Regions from separate parts of the Homo sapiens genome. Here all the other regions are linked to region 3. Evidence: chromatin contacts called from ENCODE Hi-C or POLR2A ChIA-PET data. All regions are on one chromosome and are shown on one strand. Each heading gives the region's core, a stretch centred on a gene start or an enhancer-like site at or near the end of the contact. The rest is flanking DNA. Distances are from core to core; before and after follow the strand shown.

The links. Hi-C counts contacts between places; a loop is a spot of excess contacts on that map. ChIA-PET counts read pairs that join two places held with the same protein, here RNA polymerase II (POLR2A). Pooled maps may share reads with other maps.
Region 1: a pooled map shows a loop between it and region 3 (3-fold over the local background). The contact joins the enhancer-like site here to the promoter of ABTB3 in region 3. A Hi-C loop is called at or near these places in 2 of 50 pooled maps. POLR2A ChIA-PET finds 5 or more read pairs at or near these places in 2 of 52 experiments (GM12878 and WTC11).
Region 2: a map of A673 shows a loop between it and region 3 (4-fold over the local background). The contact joins the enhancer-like site here to the promoter of ABTB3 in region 3. A Hi-C loop is called at or near these places in 2 of 168 maps with a recorded cell type or tissue (A673 and astrocyte of the cerebellum) and 1 of 50 pooled maps. POLR2A ChIA-PET finds 5 or more read pairs at or near these places in 2 of 52 experiments (CD4-positive, alpha-beta T cell and activated naive CD4-positive, alpha-beta T cell).

Annotation. Positions count from the first base shown.
Region 1 is chr12:107,440,720-107,443,419 of GRCh38, forward strand. All of the region lies in intron 1 of ABTB3 (ankyrin repeat and BTB domain containing 3), which reads left to right. Among named protein-coding and RNA genes, the nearest start is that of ABTB3, 120 kb to the left of the region's middle. RefSeq lists an enhancer at 1,351-1,510. Within about 2 kb of position 1,417, at least 3 of the 41 ENCODE cell types and tissues checked have a DNase peak (open chromatin) inside an H3K27ac peak, as active enhancers do.
Region 2 is chr12:107,235,701-107,238,400 of GRCh38, forward strand. No RefSeq gene overlaps it. Among named protein-coding and RNA genes, the nearest start is that of ABTB3, 81 kb to the right of the region's middle. Within about 2 kb of position 1,436, at least 2 of the 41 ENCODE cell types and tissues checked have a DNase peak (open chromatin) inside an H3K27ac peak, as active enhancers do.
Region 3 is chr12:107,317,114-107,319,813 of GRCh38, forward strand. It overlaps ABTB3 (ankyrin repeat and BTB domain containing 3), which reads left to right and starts at 1,321. Exons shown (of 17, transcript NM_001018072.2): 1 at 1,321-2,700. The coding sequence starts at 1,828. RefSeq lists an enhancer at 1,823-2,542.

The DNA of each region.
Region 1 (2,700 bases), core at 167-2,666, 120 kb after region 3:
GAAGGAAAGAAGGGAGGCAGGGAAATGGAAGGGAGGCAGGGAAATGAAAGAGAAGAAGAAAAAGTGAAAGTGAGTGGAAGGGGCGAGGCCCACCCATGTGACAATAAAGATAACAGCTGCATGAATGACTGCCTGGGCCAAGGGCATGAAATATATAATCTTTACATTCTCACAATAATCTTAGCAAGTTTGTAGCGTTTCTCCCATTTTATAGATGAGGAATATGAGGCTCCAGCTGGAAGTGACTTGCTCAGATCACACAGGTAGGCAGAGTTGAGGTTAGGGTTCAGTCCTCAACGTCAGCCGACTAGTTGAAATGCCCGAGCCTGGTGCTGGAGGAGGCAGACCCAGCCTCAGCTTCAGTGGGGTTGGTGGGCCTGTGATTCTCGAAATCTTAGAGTGCCTAAGAATTACCTGGGGGTCACGTGGCCACACGCACGCACATATTCATTGCAGCACTATTCACACTAGCAAAGACATGGAATCAACCCAAATGCCCATCAATGATAGACTGGATAAAGAAAATGAGGTACATATACACCATGGAATACTATGCAGCCACAAAAAGGAATGAGATCATGTGCTTTGCAGGGACATGGAAGGAGCTGGAAGCCATTATCCTTAGCAAACTAACACAGGAACAGAAAACCAAACACTGCATGTCCTCACTTATAAGTGGGAGCTGAAGAATGAGAACACATCGACACAAGGAGGGGATCAACACATACTGGGGCCTATTGGGAGATGTGGTGTGGGGAGGAGAGCATCAGGAAAAATAGCTAATGCATGCTGGGCTTAATACCTAGGTGATGGGTTGATAGGTGTAGCAAACCACCGTGGCACACGTTTACCTGTGGAACAAACCTGCACATTCTGCATATGTACCCCAGAACTTAAAATAAAAATTAAAACTTAAAAAAAAAAGTTACCTGGGGGGTCCAGACACAGTGGCTCACACCTAAAATCCTAGCACTTTGGGATACCAAGGTAGGAGGATCACTTGAGCCCAGCAGTTCAAGACCAGCCTGGGCAATATAGTGAGAACTTGTCTCTACAAAAAAAAAAAAAAAAATAGCAGGGTGTGGTGGTGTGCATCTACAGTCTCAGCTACTTGGGAGGCTGAAGTGGGAAGATTGCTTGAGCCCTGGAGGTTGAGGCTGCAGTGAGCCATGATCACACCACTATACTTCAGCCTAGGTGACAGAGTTAGACCCTGTCTCAGAGAAAAGAAAAAGGAAAAAGGAAAAAAAAAGTGTCATCTGGTATCTGGGGTATGTGCTTAGAATGCAGAATTCTGATTTCATTCCCAGAGACGCGATTTTAGTAAGTCTGGCACGCAGCCCTGGAATCAATGTTTTTTAAACACCCTAGGTCTACACTGTGAGAAACACTTTCATTTTCTTATTCTTCAGGGCAGCGACGAGTCTCTGCATTTCCGGGGCCTAGCACAGGGTGCATGGCTGGCACTCAGTAAACGTTAGCTAAATGTATAGATGAGTGAGTGAGTGGATGAATGTTTTTACTTTGGATCTTTTTTTCAATTAAGCAAGAAGTTTTCAGAGTAATTCGGGTCCTATTAGAATTTTAATAGAGTATAGGCTCAAATAACTTTCCTCCTTTCAAGGATATAACCTAATTTGTGTCTGACAAGTAGAGAAGATTGTAGATTTCGTTTCCTTTTTTGCCTGTTGGAAACCGAACATTTTTTCGTTTGTTTAATTGTGTACCACAAAATGTGGAAGATTGATGTCTCTGGATAACATTTATTTGGCAGAATATCTTGACATCGGATGGCTTTTCCTCACCAGGCTCCAAAATGTTAGGAAACAGAGATGTAAGTAAAGAGGCTTGTGGGGCTCTTTCCTTTCCTCCATTTTTCCTTTCTTTCCCTTCCAGTTAGTAATGGTTCCAGGATTAGTGGTAAGGGACTTCTGAAAAGCTTAAAGCATGAAAATCCTGTTAGATAATTGTGCTTCCTGGAGGCCCAGGGGGACTCTTAAGTAAGGAGCTTCGAGGAGGAAAGGGGGTTGTGGGGAGACTTGGCCTGCTTGCCTCCTGGAATCTTCTTTCCCAGACTTGGTGTGCTCCATTCCCAGGGCAGCTGTCTTAGTCCACTCAGACTGCTGTAACAAAATAGCATAAACTGGGTGGCTTAGAAACAATGTTTATTTCTCACAATTCTGAAGTCCAGGATCAAGGCACCAGCAGATTCAGTGTCTGGTGAAGGCCGGCTTCCTGGTCCATAGAGCGCACCTTCTTGCTGTGTCCCCTATGGTGCAAGGGGCAAGGGGTCTCTTTCAGTCCTATTTTATAACAGCACTAATCCCCTTCATGAGGGCTCCATCCTCATGACCTAATTACCTCCCAAAGGGCCCCATCTCCTAACACCATCATTTTGGAGTTAGGATTTCAACATAGGAATTTGGGGAGGACATGACATTTATAGCATAGCAGCAGCCATGTTCTATTAAAAATCTATAAGGGAGTGGGATGCATTTGCTCAGAAGGAATTGAAGAGAATGAAATGGCGCGGCCTTTTTTTTTTTAGCTTTTTTAAAAGCAAAGGGGCCAGGACCAGTTGCTCACGGCTGTAATCCCAGCACTTTGGGGCGGTCCCTAAGGGAGGCTGACAGCTGAGGCAGCACAGCCTGCTGCTGGATAGGTACCTCCTTTGTTTTGAAGGCGACCTTGGTAGCACAT
Region 2 (2,700 bases), core at 186-2,685, 81 kb before region 3:
TAATCTGTGATCACACCACTGCACTTCAGCCTGGGCAATGCAGACCTTGTCCCCCCAAAAAATTAGCTGCTAATATTAGTATTAGTATCTCATTTAACTGTATAACAGCTCTATCAGGTGGGTGCCTTTATTATTGTCCTTTTATAGATGGGGAAACTGAGGCAAAGGAAGATTAAGTAACTTGTCTCAAATCGCATAGTAAGTGGTGGAGGCAGAATATGAACCCAAATCTGTCTTCAGTCCAGTTCCTGATGTGCACAATCAGGTAAAGTCGCTATCTACCTACTAGCTGAGCTTTTAGAAGCCTCTTTTTACTCTTTAAGGCACTACCAAAGTTGGGGAAGTTTGCCTCTTGATATCCAGCAGTTCTTTCTTTCTGGGAGTCTCTCCACGCCAGTTTCTCATAAAGCTCTTGTGAAAACGCATGAATGAATAAAATATATGTGGTTTATTTCTGCATTGCTCTGTTTTAGTGATTTATTGATAATTTAGAAGGCTTTACTGTCTAATGTATGGGCAGATCATAGGTAGTTGATTAAGAGCGAGACTAGTGGTCATGTCTATAAAACACTGAGCATTGGCCCTGGGAAGAAAGAAATGTAACCTCACATGATAAAATTGTTTCGCTGGTGTAGCTAAAGTCAATTGCTGATATCTTTTTCTAAAAAGCCATCCATAATAGTCCAAGGAATGCCCATGTCATTCAAAAGATACTCAAAATTGAGAACAGCTGCCTTCAAGTGGGACAAAACGTGAGGGAAAGCTTTACAAAGTGGAAAATTACAATGGTTCCCCCGAGCCTGGCATGAGGAATGAAACATCAGATTAATCTCACACACAAAATAAGAAGTATATTAACAATTACTGTCATTCCAGAAAGAGATTAAACATGAGCATTGGTGAAAGATTACTTTGGTTCAGAGAACTGGGGCTTTTTCCTCGCAACAAAGATCATTATTATTGGCAAGAAGATACTTTACCCTTTTAATCACAAATCCACTCTCAGGTTTTGCCAGTTGGGCAAGGACTAAATTTGAGGTGAGCTGATCATTGAGGACTTCCCTGGAGCCTGGGTAACCTTGGCGAGTCTGGTTGAGCTGGGAATGTAACAGGCTTACTACTTTTTGCTTTTGTGTGATTCCATCTTCCTATGCTCCAGCTGTGAAAATCATTTCTGTCCAGCACCTCAGGTTATTTGAAGATTGGTTACATCCTCCCCACTTTGGTATTTCTACTGTAAACAATACTGGAATGAGGTATTTAATGAGGACTTTTGAAATGGGATCCAGTTTCAATGGGATGCCTGAGAGTGTCAGGGGAAAGATACCACATCCCCTACACTTTATACCCCTGCCCCCTGCCCCAGGAAACGAGTCTTTTCCTGTTTCTTCATTCAAAGCATCCTCCTTCCACAGTTAGCACTGAAGCTGATAGGGCTCAAAGCCACATGTAGGCAATAAGGTTAGAGAAACCATTCTTCAGCTTTAACTCCTTAGCATTTTCCCCCTGACTCATTTCCTGATTCATGAGCGCAAGACACGGTAGGCAATTAATTTTCATTTTATTCAGAGAGAGCTCACCTGATAGGTCTGATGAATCCTTTTCTGTGGGAATTCCAAAAGACCAAAGCAAAACCAGTTCAAGCCCAAGATGAGTCTCATTAAATCCCAAGCTCACCAAGCTCGAATCATGAGACTGGGTGTGGTCTACGGTCTTGCAAGCCCATGCTTGAATGAAGTATTAGAGGCAGGCACACAGTGCTGATCTTTCAGATTCGCTGCCTCCTTATCAGTAATGCAAACAGCAGCCCTCAGAGCTTAGAGCAGGCACAGAGCAGAAAAATCCTAGGGATCAGGATACAACTTTACTGAGGTTCCAGACAATATATATGGAGAAGGGGCCAGCATGGGATCCAGAGAGCAGGTGGCAGCCATGCCCTGACCTTGGGCCCTTGGTGCTCAGGCCAAACCTGACACCAGCTAAAGGATAATGAATGAAGAACAAAAAGAAATGGTTTAGCTGGGTGGTTGTCCATGCACCCAGCTAAAGCTCAATTATTGGGCTGTTTGTACATTTTACAGTATGACACCATATCAGTTTTTAGAACACGGCAAAGAACCTTTCCAACTTTCAATCAGCAAACTTAGAAGAGTCTCCACGCTTCCCGTCTCATCGCCCTCAGCAAGCAGAGTTCCTGAGCCAATGCAGGGACAAGACTTTGCTCTAACTGTCAGCAATTATTAATAACTGCAACTCCTCCATGCAAGCAATGGATTCAGAATGAACTAGAATTTTCTAGTCTTAACTCCAAACACCCAGGAAATGGAGTCCAGCTGGCTCAGTCTGAGTCACATACTCACAATTGGCCCAATCATCTTTGGGTAAGGTGACATGGGCCTCATAGAACATACATGGCTGCCTGGGGCCCATCCCTGTGGGCGAGGGGACAGACTAGGGTCCTTGTAAGCTGCCAGAACCTATAAGTAGTGTGTCTTATAGTTGTCTCGCAGAGAAAGAAGACCTGGGCAGTGATTCCTATTTTTCCTAGAATCGAATGTCCCTATCACACTACACATTCCTTCTTTAAATTCTCCACTTTCTGGCTTAATTGTGCTTTCAGAATTTGGGACATGTACTGTTAGATAGACACAATGCTAAAGATCCCAGATCCTAGTTTTTGCATTTTGCAACATGGCGGCA
Region 3 (2,700 bases), core at 71-2,570:
CTTGTTATCTTTTGACTTTTTGATAATAGCCATCCTTACAGGTGTGAAGTGATATTTCATTGTGGTTTTGATTTGCATCTCCCGAATGATTAGTGATGTTGAGCATATTTGCATATACCTGTTGGCCATTGTTGAACATTCAAAGCAACAATTTAAAAGCATATCCTTACGTCCTTCATCAATTTACAACAAATATTTACTGAGCACTTATACTGTGCCAGGACTATGCATGGGAACCCCTAGCCCAGTGTAGAATCCAGACAAGTAACCAGGCTTTTGCAACCTAGTGTTGCAAGGGCCCAGAAATCAGCAACCACAGAAGGGGATAGAGGCAGTGGAAGCACCGAAGCCAGTCTTGAAACATCTGGGCCAGCTTCCTATAGGAGGGGATTCTAAGCTGAGAGACACAGTGTGCGGAGCTAGGAATCCCCATGTGTGTAAGATATGGTTTCTGCCTGGGTGGGTGGGGACAGACAAGTAGATGACACGATGCTATTTGACACAGGAATGCAGCTAAGCCATGCATATATATATTATATCTTTCTTTAGTCAGGAAAGAAGATTCTCCTTTGAGCAAATTTACTCCTTTTAAGAAGGCCGAGCTATTTGGAAAGATGCCCACCAGGATGGCAAAGTGGTGCTTGAGCCCTCCCTGCAGCACACGCCCAGGACTTTGAAGCAGGGACAGGGTCCTCCTGGCTACTGAAAGGAATCGAGTTAACGCGCCCTAGTGGCAGGTGGCGAATGGCCGGAGATCCGGCCTCCCAGTGGTGTCCACCGCCACGGGCCTCCGCTCGACAGGCTTATTTCCCTCCATGCTGGAGCAAACCCCGGCTGAAAGAGGGCCGCACTAATTGGTTTGCGTACCCGAAGTGGGAATAGAGAGGGAGGAAAACCATGTTTCAGGTGTTACGGGGGGAAAAAAGTGAAATGCGAACCGCAGGGGAGAGAGCGACCGTCAGGCAGACACCTTGTGAACCGCGGTGGAGAGCACACCTAGGTGGGGAGGTCACCGGCCCAACCCACCACCCTCCGGGAGAATGCGGGCAGGGACAGCAGCAGGGGGCAGCATCCACGTCTCTACGCTTGCAAGGGTTCCCCAAGTCCCTGGCCACTGCTCCCCACTTCCTGCAGCCTCGGTGTCCGCCGGGGGCGTGTGTGAGGGGCGGGGCCGCATGGGGAGGAGGGATTTAAAAAAAAAAAAAAAAAGCGAGGTAATTAGCATTCTCCGATTCCACTGGCTCTCCGCCGCCCCTGCTTTGCATACGCCCGTCCCACTGGCTGCCCGGGGTTTGCTGGGGTTCGGCAAGGTTTGCAGCCGCCACGGCCGCTGCTGCGCTCCGGTGCAGGGCAGGCTGGCGCCGAGCGAACCAGGGCCGGGAACTGGGAGCCGGGAGCCGGGAGCCAGCTGCCCGCGGAGCTGCGGCGGCGGCGGCATCTGGGGTGGTCTCAGTCCCACGAACACCGTGGCCGGCGCCCGGTGGCTACTGCGCCCAGCGGGGCTCAGGGAAGAGCGGTCTAGACACTTTTTATTTTGGAAGAAAGGGGCAAGCCCCGGCGGGAGCTTCCTTCCCGGCCTGGCTCGCTCCCCATTGCGCCCAGCTCCGGCCCGGACTCTGGAAGATGACTCCAGGGTCTGCTCTGTATATTCCAGCGGCGGCAGTTCCGGGAGGCAGCCGAAAGTACTAACAGTTGGTAGCAGCGGCTAGTGGAAAAGTGAGCCAAGGCGGCGCGGACTCGGCTCTCCCCGCGCCCCGCGGCACTCGCTGCTCCTCGCCGCTCCTTCCCTTTGGCTCCCAGGCGGCTGCAGCATGAAGTGGCGCAGCGATGGCCAGGAGAGGTAAGAAGCCCGTGGTGAGAACGCTGGAGGATCTGACGCTGGACTCGGGTTATGGTGGCGCGGCGGACTCGGTGCGCTCCTCCAACTTGTCTTTGTGCTGTTCCGACTCGCACCCGGCGTCCCCGTATGGCGGGAGCTGCTGGCCGCCTCTAGCTGACTCCATGCACAGCCGGCACAACAGCTTTGACACTGTCAACACTGCCCTGGTGGAAGACTCCGAGGGGCTGGACTGCGCCGGCCAGCACTGCTCGCGGCTGCTGCCGGACCTAGACGAGGTCCCCTGGACTCTCCAGGAGCTGGAGGCGCTGCTGCTGCGTTCGCGGGATCCCCGGGCAGGCCCGGCGGTCCCCGGCGGCCTGCCCAAGGACGCGCTGGCCAAGCTGTCGACGCTGGTGAGCCGGGCGCTGGTGCGCATAGCCAAAGAGGCGCAGCGCCTGAGCCTGCGCTTCGCCAAGTGCACCAAGTACGAGATCCAGAGCGCCATGGAGATCGTGCTGTCCTGGGGCCTGGCCGCGCACTGTACGGCGGCTGCGCTGGCCGCACTGTCCCTCTACAACATGAGCAGCGCCGGCGGCGACCGCCTGGGCCGCGGCAAGTCGGCCCGCTGCGGCCTCACCTTCTCCGTGGGCCGCGTGTATCGCTGGATGGTGGACAGCCGCGTGGCGCTGCGCATCCACGAGCACGCCGCCATCTACCTGACAGCCTGCATGGAGAGCCTCTTCCGGGACATCTACTCGCGGGTCGTGGCCTCCGGGGTGCCCCGGAGCTGCAGTGGCCCTGGGTCAGGCTCGGGCTCCGGCCCAGGCCCGAGCTCGGGCCCTGGTGCGGCCCCCGCGGCGGATAAAGAGCGGGAGGCGCCC